Regions from separate parts of the Mus musculus genome. Here region 1 is linked to region 2. Evidence: chromatin contacts called from ENCODE Hi-C or POLR2A ChIA-PET data. All regions are on one chromosome and are shown on one strand. The core of a region is the stretch at or near the end of the contact, and the rest is flanking DNA. Distances in the headings are between cores, read along the strand shown.

The links. A loop is a pair of places that touch in the nucleus more often than their neighbours do. ChIA-PET counts read pairs that join two places held with the same protein, here RNA polymerase II (POLR2A).
Region 1: a loop to region 2 is called in a map of heart, with 2.6 times the contacts of the local background. The contact joins the promoter of Asap1 here to the enhancer-like site in region 2. A Hi-C loop is called at or near these places in 2 of 37 maps with a recorded cell type or tissue (both heart). POLR2A ChIA-PET finds 5 or more read pairs at or near these places in 1 of 5 experiments (Patski).

What each region holds. Positions count from the first base shown.
Region 1 is chr15:64,380,638-64,386,821 of GRCm38, forward strand. Asap1 (ArfGAP with SH3 domain, ankyrin repeat and PH domain1) reads right to left here and starts at 2,282. Exons shown (of 31, transcript NM_010026.3): 1 at 2,080-2,282.
Region 2 is chr15:64,342,389-64,348,504 of GRCm38, forward strand. All of the region lies in intron 2 of Asap1 (ArfGAP with SH3 domain, ankyrin repeat and PH domain1), which reads right to left. Among named protein-coding and RNA genes, the nearest start is that of 1700010G06Rik, 31 kb to the left of the region's middle. Within about 2 kb of position 3,427, at least 3 of the 3 ENCODE cell types and tissues checked have a DNase peak (open chromatin) inside an H3K27ac peak, as active enhancers do; they include heart, where a contact is called at or near this core.

The DNA of each region.
Region 1 (6,184 bases), core at 1,032-3,531, 37 kb after region 2:
TCTCATGTCCCCCAGACCACAGCCACCTGGGTGCAACATGGAGCAGCCAGCTGGGAGGAGGGTCTGGACTAGGAGGGCTCAGCCTGAATGCACACATTCATCTCTGGGCCTGCAGGGCCTGCACTGGTTTTGAAAATCTAGCTGGCTGTGGTTGTGGAGGGCTGGAGAGGTGTAAGGAATTTCAATTTCCTTCACCAAATGGCAAGCTTGTGAAAAAGTCCTTTCTCTCTAACATTATCACATACTAAAGAGGAAAAGCCAGCCACTGAGCTTTCAAGAAGAGGGAACTAGGTGGGCTGCCTAGCTCACAGAGAGAGGAAGATTCAGAATTGAGACTTCTGAAAAAATCTCACAGCACATTCTGTGTCAAGACAATGCTGGCTTGGAGTTCATCTGTTTCAAACAAAATGAGAGAATAGAGAAAAGCACCCCCCCACACACACACACCCATATAATAACTACAATTGTATGCTTCAAATCCACTTGAAAGCTGAATCCCAAATCCACTTGTGTCAGTGAACAGAAGTTGGACAATACTTTTTTCTTTTTCTCTTTCTTCCTTTCTTTCTTCCTTTCTTTCTTCCTTTCTTTCTTAGATTTTTTAAAATTACCATACAAGTACTAAAAACCATTATGCATTTCTAAACAGGGTAATTTTAAAACCCCTTATCTCAAAATATGTTCTTTGAGATAACTGCATAGCTCAGAAACAACAGCAATAACAGATAAGAGAACAGGAGAAGGTGCTAAAGTGGAGAGAGTTGAAAGACACAGTAACACTCCTGGTTTAGGGCTGGCAGATCACAATCTGGCATAATCAGGGTGGCCAGGCCAGGGAGTTTAGAGGCTTGGAAGTAAGCTATTCCTGGCCAGGCCACCAAGTAGTTGTGTCCATAGAATCTTTCTGAATCTCTTCCACATTAAAAGAGAAAACAGTTGTTTTCCGAGATTCTTTTCTTCTATAGCACCCCACCCCCCATCAAGCCCCTCTCCCAATGGCCACTACACAGGGGCCTTCCAACGGCCCGCCAAGAAGACCTGGCCACTCAGGCTAGGATAGACATGAAACTGGCCTAAGAATTACATGCTGTGTTTTACAATCTCAAAACATTACTCAGCAATCCTGTACCACTGCTATCCCAGAAGCAATCCTGCTAACACAACCTGATGGAGTCGATGGAAGGGGGGAAATGGTCTTTTGCATCTGTACAGCTAAGGCTAAGGTCAAGTTAACTTGGTCTAGACCTGGCTAAGCCTTTCCTTGATAAAAAGAACCCGCCCTACGAGGGCGTGAGATGATGTCTCTGGATGGATTAAACAGCAGAAAACCAGATACCAGCTAGTTTCTTTCTTTCTATTTTTTTTCTCGCTCTCGTTTAAACTTACTGTTGCTCTCATAAAAAGCATCAGGTTCCAAAATGGTACAAGCGGAAGAAGACATAAGGCACTTCTCAGCTCCCAAGGGGAATTACCACTCCCCCCCCCCCCCCCATTCCCTGTTTCTTTTCCTTTTAAGTGGTCTGGGGCCTGCCAGGCAGCGCCATGTCCAGGCCGGGACCCGCGCCGAGGGGAACTTTCCTCCGCTGCGCCCGAGACAATGCGGCGGCCAATGCCCGCGCCTCCCCGCCGCGCAGGGAGAGAGCGCCCCTGGAGAACCGGGAAAAGTGCCGAGGAGAAGGAAAGCGCCCCCAAGGGCCGGGAGAGCACCCCAGAGGAGAAGGAGAGAGTCCCAATGGGAGGGGAGAGTGCCCGGGAGGACAGAGAAAGCGCCCCAGCGGACTCCGGGAGCGCCCCGGCGTCTGCCCGGGCCTCCTCCCGGAGCGGGGAGCCTTGCGCCCCGGGCGCACACCCCCAACCCGGGTCTCCTCCGCGGAGCAGGGGAACGTGCGCTCCGGCGCTGCGGCTGCGGAATCCCCGGGCCGCCCGGCCAACCCCTGCAGAGCCGGCCGCGCGCCCCGCACGCCCCCGGCTGGTGCTCTGCGGACGGACGGGGACACCCGGAGCCCACAGGGGGTGTGCGGGTGGCCGTGCAGCGCCCCACCGCGCCTGTTCCCGCCGCCCCGCCGCCTCGCCACTCACCGGGACCGGGCGGGCCGCTGGGCATTATTCCATCGCGGGCGCGGCGAGGCCGGGCGAGGCGCGGGAGCCGAGCGCGGCGCAGGAAGGGGCGGGCGACCATGTGCCGAGGAGGGGGGAGGAGGAGGCCGGCGACGCGGAGCCGCTCTCTCGAGCCCGCTCGGCGGCGGCGGCGGTGGCGGCGGCGGGAGCGGGCTGCAGGAAATCCAAACACTTCGGCAGGAAATCGGAATCCTGACTAAGCACTCCCGGCCCGCGGCTGCCCCGCTCCGGGGGCTCCCGCCGCGTTTAACCCTTGGCCCGCCGGGCACACTTCAGGGCACAGGAGTATAGGGCAGTGTAGGAGATTCATGGGGTGGGCCTCCTTCTTGGCCACAGAAGGCAGAGGTGGGGCTTATCAGCAGAGAACCTTGGCCTTGAAGTGGGGCTTGCTAAAGCTGGGACACCAAAAGACTGTGGCCTCTCTCCCATCCTGCACTGTCTTCTCCTAGGCTACTTTCTCCTGTTCCTTTCCGTGGATTTCTATCTTCTTACCCAGTGCCTGGAGGCAAAACCTTTTGGATAGCACAGAGATGATCTGGCTAGCATTCGAGCATTCCAGGCTCTGAACCCTGGTTGGAAAATGGCCTTTTTCTCTTTCCTGCAAGTGATACTTCCTTGAGGCTTAGTTTCCCAATCAAGAAAGGAGTGTTCGTAGACTTAATTTGAAAACAAGATGCTTAGACTGGCATGTTGGAGACATCAATGATATCTGTGCTTGGGTATTACTGCACACTAGAGATGTCAGAGAAGGGAGGCTTCTAACTTGTGGGCTGTGTGTTCTGCATGTCTGTGTGGACCTAGCTCGGGGGCAGGTCTGGCCCAAGGGTGTCAGTTTCTCCCTAATTACTGGTGATTATTTTTCTTTGAGTCTTCCAGAAACTGCTGTCTGAAGAAGAAAAGATCAGCCACTGCGTAGTAGAGACCCCTTTCTGGTAAAATTAGAAACTCACCAGGCCTCACAAGATTGGAGATTTTGTTCTTAACCTGAGGGTGGGAGACTTGGGGGGAGGGCGCGTTAATAAGCCTTGAGCTGCTCCAGGGGGGTTAGGAGAACTAGCCAGGGAGTCTGGGCTGCCATGGGGAGTGATTCATTGTGGTTTCCCGAGGAAATGCCACACTTTACCTGTAGGCTGCAGTTTGGTGGTTTTACTTGAGTGTTTGAGATTCCTCTGACTCTCAAGACATAGAGGAAGGACCGCGTGTGGGCAAGTGAGAACTGAAATGACCATGCTGGGAACTGAAACTTGGGTACCAGCTCTATCTCCCAAGGACAAACAGACCTGTGCTTGGCACCCAAAGGCATGTCTCTTCTTCAACACTTTCTGTAGTTACAGGTCACAGGTAAAGCTCCAAGCTGGGCCCCAAGAACCTGGAATGCCTGCCCCTCATAGCCACCATCCTATTGGAAAGAACCTCTACCCAACTGAGGTCGGCAGATAAATCACAGAGCAGAAGTCGGGCCCTCACAGTTCACCGTTTGATCCACTGTGTCTGACACCCCCACATCCTCACCACCCGCACCTCTCCCAACATCCTGCCCCTGGTCCTGTTGCTGCATAGCTCCTGTCTCTATTGTATCTTTCCGGATGCTTGCTTAACATTTCCCCATGGCTAAGCTGCATCACAGCAGAATTCTTGACTGTCTCTTGTGTTCCCACTCTCAGTGCCAAGAACCATACGAGCACATGGGAGCCCCTCAGTCAGCACATGTTGGATATAAGGGGCAAAGACTAGAAATCCAAATCTGTCATCCAAGCATGCCAATTCACTCTCTCCCTCAGCTCCCTGAATCCTTTACTCAGAGACTTGATGTGAAGTGTTCAGTGTAATGGAAGAAGCTCCAGTGGGCTCTGCTAATGGTCCTGGGAAATGAACGCTGTGAACAATTAGGACTGTCAGTTGACATAACTGTAGTCTCTTTGGCACATCACCAGTTAATTATGCCCTCCTCTGTGCTTCCCCAGCATCTCCTCATTAAAGGTCTTGACTATTGGGCCAGGGCATGGTGGCACATGCCTGTACTCCCAGCTCTCGGAAGGATGAGAAGTTCAAGGTCGTGTTTAGATACATAGGGAATTTGAACCTCACCTAAGCTGCTTGAGACCCAGTCTCAAAAAACCAAAAAGACTACTTGTTGCATTATATGTCATATTAAATGGCAAGCCATTCTGCAGTGAAGGGAAGGGAAGGGAAGGGTCCACATTAATGACCCCTTGCTCTAAGGAAGGCCTTAGGACCAAGGTGAATTAAATCTGCTTAGCATTGGCCAAGGGACCCAATAGTTTCTTTGCATTTGTTCTCCAAACAGACAAGCAAGAAATTAACCCATCCTTTCACTATTCACCCCTCCCCCCTTTTCTCCTCCCTCCTTTGTTCTGCTTGGGTTCACTTCCCAGATGAAGTAACCGTACCTAACTCCTGGTCTCCAGTTTTGCTTCTGAGACAACTCAATTCAGAACAGCATGTTATCTATAAATTCACGCTGACTGTCTGGGCACTCCCTATGTGCCTGAGCCAAGATAGCATGAACAGGCCTCATAGTTGGGTAATACTGGAAGGTAAGGTGCACGTTCAGTAACAGAAACCAAAAAGACTAAAACACTTTTGCACTATTTTATAGTTAAGGAAACTGAGGCACCTGAATGTTGAGTGACTTGCCTGAAGCCAAATAGTTAGTGAGTGGAGGAGCTCTAGTCTCCTAACTCTTTGCTATCCATACTGCCTTTCCTGGGAGTTGAAGCCATGGGTACCAGCTGTAGCTGAATATACTCTTAAATCGCATGGAAGACGGAAGCAGGAAAGGACCAGGGGGTCAAGGGAAGAAATTACTCTCAAAGACAGGAGATGGCCAACACTCATAAATATCCCAGAAAATTCAGTCCTGTGAGGATCGAGAGATGAGCATCTATTGCACTGGACAGTGCAAGGCTACTGACTTCTACCGGGGCTGTGTGGATGGAGCAAAGGGATCGGAAGCCAGATTGCAGTGGGTTGTGGAACGAGTGGGAGCCTGCAAGTGTAGACAACTCTTTTGAGAAATGTGGCTGTCTAGCACGTGGGAGGCAAGGGTGGAGGCTTCTCAAAGATGGCCAGGCATGCCAGCGTCTGTGGGGGACGGGAAGGTTCTGTTGGAGCAGTTGCATCTGCAGAGGCAGAACTGGGGGGGCCCACCGGAGGAAAGCGGGATGGGGCAGGCTCTGAACTATGGGAGAACCACTTAGTCCACTGGAGGGGAAGGCCAGCTGATAATATCCAGAGCATCATGAATTTATCCTAGATTCATAGATAGGAATTAAGTGGATCTCTAAAGTTCCCCTAGTTGAATTCCTTACGAAATTCGTGATCAGGACAATCAAATGAGGTTGATATAAAACGCCTTCAACCTCATGACGAAAACGGAATGAGAAGCTATTTTGGGTCCAAGTATGTTAGTGAATCAGGAGCAGTGAGGCTGAGGGAAGAGTTAGGAGACAGCTGGCACTGTGTGCTGGCTGATGGGGGTGCAGGGCACATAGGAGGGACAATGGTGCTCACCTGTGAGGAGGAGGAGGGAGAGGAGGAGGGGGTATTTTTAACCATCACAAAGAGGGAGAAGGAGAAGATTCTGAGGAGGAAGGTAATGAGTTCCTGTTTGTGCTTGGTGCAGAGAAGGCAGTGTGGGTGTGGTTAAGAGTCTCAGGCTTTGCAGGGCTGGGGTAGGGGCCAGGCTTGAGGGGGGAGGGGGGGAGGGGGAGGTAGAGGAGCCTGCACAGTTGGTAAGAGGGGGAGTTGGCACCTAAGAAGGCAACACCCTATGCCAGCTCCTCACTGTCTTGCTTTGCTCGGATTTCCCCAGTGCTGGGTATCATTCTTAGAGCTGTTGGTATAATAAGTTGGTACCTTATTACGAGGGGCTTCGTACACATCGTAGGACATTGAACAACATTCCTGGCAGCAGTCCACTGGACATCAGCAACAAAACCTAGCCCAAAGAACCAAAGCTATCACTAGACATTGTCCAGTGTCTCCTGGCAGCAAAATTGCCTCCCAGGCAGGAGCTCTTTTCTATCATCTTTTTCTCATCCTC
Region 2 (6,116 bases), core at 2,177-4,676:
ACTGAGGAGGAAAGACCTCCCCTAACTATGGCTTCAGAACCTTCCTGTGAGCTGAGATCCTGGAGTGAACAAAAAGGAGAAGGTGAGCCGAGTGCCAGCATCCATCTCTCCGATTCCTGACTGAAGTTGCCGTGTGTCCACAGCCCCGCCGCAATGCTGCCATGCCGTCCCCACAAGGAGGGCCTGTGCTTGTGACCTGTGAGCCAAAAACACACTTCCCTCCTTAAGCTGCATTTAGACGGATCGTGACTAACACGCTTTCCTGAGGGAAGTGACAGCAAAATGAGGACGGACTTCCTTACAGGGTGAACTTGAGCCTTTGGGGCTTTTACAATGGGAAATGTGCTGGGTCAGCCAGGCTAATGCCTTTGAGGGGCTGGGGGTGGGGAGATAATGCATCCTGTCGTATCCCAGCACAGGTATCTACTAGCTTACCATGAGCCAGGTTATCCTTCCAACATTGAGTCTAGCTACCTTCACAAAGACCCCTAGCATCAAAGGACAGATACATTGCCTGGGGCAGACTGGCAAGGAAATGTGCCCGAGCCACACAACCAGCCTGCACTGTCAGTAGGGAATCACTTCCTTAGGCAGGTCTCTGCCCAGAATTCAATGCCCTCACCTACCAGCCTAGGAAACAACACTGGTGACAGCAGCTAGAAGGAGCTACCAGCATGGAATCCCACAGGGACTTCCTGTTAATGCACAAGGGAGCACCCACCAGTCAAGTTTCCCAGCTAGAAATCAGAAACAGGCATCCAAATGATCAGCGGTGCCTCTCTCCAGACCTGCACCCTTTACCTGTAAAGACACCACTGAAAGAGCAAGCGTGTAGGGTGGCAACCCAGATGTCACAGCCTCACAAAGTGTCCTGAGCTATGTTGTAATACATTATATTGCCCCATAAAAGTTAAGTCCCACTTCCCAGCATTCATAAATGTGACCATTCATTTGAAAACAGGATCTGTATGTAAGTTGTGCAGGCTGGCATTCACCTGTAATCCTAATACCTGGGAGGTAGAACCAGAAAGATCAGGAGTTCAAAGGCCAAACTTTGACTCCATAACAAGTTCAGGGCAGCCTGAGCTAACGAGACCCTATCTCAAAACAAACAAACAAATAACAACAACAAAACCCAGGATCTTTGCAGATCAATCAGGTATACATTTAGGTGAGGTCACAGGGAAGTAGAAAAACAAACAAACAAACAAACAAACAAACAAACAAAAAACCCTAAATCTAGTACCACTGCAGTTCTTACAGGCAGGAGAAAAAAAATTTACTCCATTGCAGAAACAGGTAGCATGTTTGCCAGTCCAGAAGCACCAAGGTCAGAAAGCAAATACAGGAGCTAGGGGTGAGTGAGGCAACTCTCTGCAGGTGTCAGAGACTGTGGCCTACTGACCCCTGGCTCCAAACCCCTAGCCTTCTGTAATGCAGAACAGGACCACCTCTGTTGGGTGAAACCTGCCTGCAGGGACTAGAGTAGCCCTGGGGAGCTCACTGTGCTAGCCTTCCTCTGAGTTCCAATAAATGGGAAGTGTGTGTCAGTCATCTTGGTATCCTAGCAGCTGGTACAGTGCCTGACACTTCATGGTGGGTCTCAGAAAGTGCTGTGTGGAGTGAGCAGGTGAGAGAAATGAAGGACGAAGTATTTCTTTTTCTTTTTCTTTTTTTGAGAAAATATCTCCTTTTAATTTATTTTTTCCTTTATGTGCATTTATGTGCCTTGCTGTTTTTCCTGCATGTATGTCTGTGTAAGCGTGTTGGGTGCCCTGGAGTTGGAGTTGCAGACATTTGTGAGCTGCCCTATAAGTGCTGGGTATTGAACCCAGTCCTCTGGAAGAGCAGCCAGTACTCTTACCTACTGAGCCATCTTTCCAGCCCTGTACTTTCAAAAGGGTGCTAGGAAGTATCTTAGTGATACAGTACTTGCCTCTTCACCTGGAAAATCAAAACAGAAACAATACCCTAAGAGGTAGAACCAACTCTATGCTATTAAGACACTTGAGAAAACAGGACTCACACACACATTCACACATATACTCACATACAATACATGTATTCACACACACATATGTACACACTCACACAATACACACATTCACACATATATACACACATACACACACACACACACACACACACACACACACACACACACAGAAGTAGAAGGGGGGCTTTGCTGTGGGAGGAAGAGGACCACTGTGAAGAAGAAATATGAGGAAGAAGAGGGGTACTAGTGGGGTTATAAAAATACCAATACACAAGGATATCTGTATATAAAAATGTCAGATTGAAATCCATCATACACGTTAACAAAAATATTAATTTTAAAAACAAACTTAAAAAAAGAAAATATAGGCATTTGTAGAATGCATAGAGCTTTTAAAACATTGACTGAACATGAATGATGCTCAGAGAGGCTTGGCCCTCAGGGCTTCTCACTTATTTCCAGGGCTCTGCACAGGATCCAGCATGCTGCAGCTTTCTACTTTCTACAAGAAGGAAGGGAGAGAGGGAGGGAGGGAGGGCAGAGGGAGGGCAGGAGGGAGGGAAGCAGGGAGGAAGAGGGAACGGGATCATACTTTCCAGGCTCTTGGGTTGAGGCGAATACAGTAACTGAAGAACAGCCAAAACTGGAAAGTGGCCTCAGGACTTTCAGACCACGTCAATCATATCCAAACGCCCTTCACAATGGGACTTAAAAACTGTTTTCCTATCATGCGTTTCTTTTTCTTTCCCATCCAGACCCCTAAGGCATCCTGACCCTTTCTGCTATGTTAGAAATGCAGAGTTGAAAGGTCAGCCTTGTGTTTGGCTTCTGGGACACGTTTCCTGTCCATGTGCAGTGCACATTCCTGATCCCTGCCCTGTGGCCAAAAAGGGACATCAGCTGGATGCAGGGAAATTCAATTTGGCCGAACAGCCGGCAGCATGACAGCGATAGAGTCTGCCCTGACATTTGGAAGGCAGAGGATTTTCCCAGGGCTTGGCTGTGGATGGTTGCAGGCTGAAGTTAGGTCATTTGTATGTACGAAGAAAAACCCTAGAAGCAATGCCAGCTGGTTTCTGAATCCCTCTAGGTCACAGCGGGCTGCTTTTTCTGCCTTCCTGGGGTTATCGGTGTCAAACAGGAACACTCTGGTTTCTCTCCCTCTTCTCCAGCCATGACACCTGCTCTGCTACGTGGTGTGATCTTACTCATTCTTTCCTTCATTCACACTGTCTTGCCTAATTTAGGAAGTCTCCACTCCTATTCTTGCCTTTTCCACACTGAATTCACAGCTAGAGTGCAGCCCGCTGCTTGGAGTGCCAGGCAGCTCCTAACTGTGACAGTGACAGACAAGACAAGAAAAGCTGACCCCTTCTGAGGTAAAGAACACTGCTTTACATGGCAGAATGTGGGCCACATGTGACTGGACTACCCACTAATGTGGGAACTTTTCCCTACCAGTCACTCAGTGGAGTGGTTAGGCTGGCTTCCAGCCCCACCCTGCGGCCCTAGGGCATCCCACACTGAACTTAATCTGAAGGCTCTGGTGTTCACCTCTAGGAGACAGCGCTTCACAAGACAGGCCGCATCATCTGCATGTACCCTGCATCCCAGTTCCTAGGGCCTCAGGGATACGCAGTGGATTTTGTCCCTTCAGTGAAAGAAGGAGGGATCTAAGTGATAGACATTCAAGTCTTGCAATTACCTGAGTGATGCCACTCAGGTCCCATCACAGCTAAGGTGTGTGTGTGTTTGTGTGTGTGTGATACACAGAGACACACATGTGTGTGTTCATCTGTATGTAGGCCACAGGTTCATGATTCAGTCTTCCTCAATCTCTCTCCACCTTAATTTTTGAAGCAGGGTCTCTCACCAAACCTGGAACTCAATAAGTATAGACAGATTGGCTGTCTCTGCATCCTGAACACTGGGGTGACAGACATGTGCCACCACATTTGTCCTTCTCACCTAGCTTCAGGGGCTTAAACTCAGACCCTCACGCTTGCACAGCGCACACTTTACCAATGAAGACACCGGTGTACCCCGAAAGGACATGTTTTCCCGAAGTAAAAGATAAACACACAGTACCGTCCATTTTAAGTGGAATTTGACACACAAAGAAGCCAGCACTTGTATCATGCTCATCACATCTGCTCTGTCCCAGTCACTGTCTCCCTCTCATCTTTGAAATGGCAGCTTACTATGCTCTGAGTGGTATGTCAGTGAGCTCAGGGGACTAGAAGTAGCACTGCACCAGGAGTGGAAGGCATAGAGGGAGGAGCCACAGCACTGAGGGAAGTGTCCGGACCAGCAGAGGCTGTGGGAATGGGGGTCTTGGAAGCTACAACAGCAGCAATGGCAGCGGTAACAGTAAGAGAGGCAGGCGAAGATAGGCATGGGTGGTGGAGGAAACAATGACGAGTCACTAAGCATCACCACTGATTGCAAACAGCAGGCAGCGTGGAAGCGGGCTTGGCATTTATGGTGCACCAGGCACAGGGCGAGAGCTTGGCCTCTGCTCATTCACAAGAACACTTAGCAGAACTCTATGAATGGGATTCACAGACAAAAATCTTGAGGCTCAGAGAGGTCAGCAGATTGTCAAGGTCACCTGAGTTGTGCCCAGCAATGAGAACTGCAGCAGTCTGGCTAAGAGAATCACATCTTCTCAACAGCACCCATTCAGTAAGCAGTTAGTAGCACGGTCAAAGATGGGTTCGTCTAGTCAATCCCTCCTTCTATGCTGACAACACTTGGTAAGTCTACTCTCACTGAATAAGGGTTATATTTTAACCAAGTCTTCTTTTTTTCCCCCTTTTGCAACTAATTTTATCCAGAGGATTCAATTTTGGCCAACAAGATACATGCAGAAGCAGCGTATACCCTGCCTTTCTTCTTGGTGTGTCTGTTTGCCTCTGGTCTGACGGCCAGGGAAAAGAGGACTGGCATGGACAATGAGAGCCTTGGAAACGGAAAACCACACAGCACAGAAACAAGAGAAAGGACCTCACAGATTACTGCGGTGGCGCCTCTCTACTACCTGCGTCTAAACTTTTAGAAACGAATATGTACACTATCTGTATTTTTTCCGTGGGTGCGCATGTGTGTGCATGAGTGTTCCCATGTATGTGGGCATATGTATGAGCAGGTTCGTGTATGTGTGTGTGTGTGTGTGTGTGTGTGTGTGTGTGTTGGAGGGGGCGTGAATAATGTCAGGAAACCTTTCTCAAGCCTCATTCGAACTCACCAAGTGCTTACTTTGTCTTGGTAGTCAGCTTGGTCCAAGGATCCTGACTCCATCTTCCAAGGCTGGAATCACCGTCAGGCCGACATGCCCGCCTACCGTTCACTTGGGCTCTAGGATCTGAATGCCAGTCGTGATGCTTTCACAACAAGTGCTTTAACTGCTGAGTTTTCAAAGCCAAGGGCCCCTTGGGTTTTTATGTCATTCCTAGCAAAACCTAATTCCAACAATGCCACGAGTCCTTACAGCTACAGTACAATTCATATACCTTAAAAACATACCTGCAAAATTAATGCCACCTTGTATGGTACTCTTGGCTTTAAAAACAAAGCACAATAAAACATAACGGGATTTGGAAAAAAAAAAAACTCGTAATAGATGAACTATGAAAGCAGGGTGCCTAAAGCCTTGTTTCCTTGGAAACAGTCTCTCTCTTGTCACCTCATGTCTGGGTCACATCCCCTACTCACTTCTCCCATCCATTCAGTGTGTGCAGGTGTGTGTGTGTGTGTGTGTGTGTGTGTGTGTGTGTGTGTGTGTGTGTGTGAAGCATGTGCCTGAAGATGCCACAGCTTTATGCCCAGATATCTTCCTCAATTATTTCTGCATATTATGTTTAAGACAAGGTCCCTTAATGAACCTGGCTTAGAATTGTCTAGACTGGCTGGCGAGAAAGCTTCAAAGATCCACCAACAACAACTACCACCACCACCATCACCAACCAACAGCAACAATCGCCATCTCGCCACCCTCCAACCACCAAGCCCAAGTGTTACAGACTCATACTACTTTGGTCCTGCCCAGCTTTTAATGGGTGCTGAGAATCTGAAGTTGGGTTCTTCAGGCTTGCACAGCAAGCATTTTACTAACTGGGCC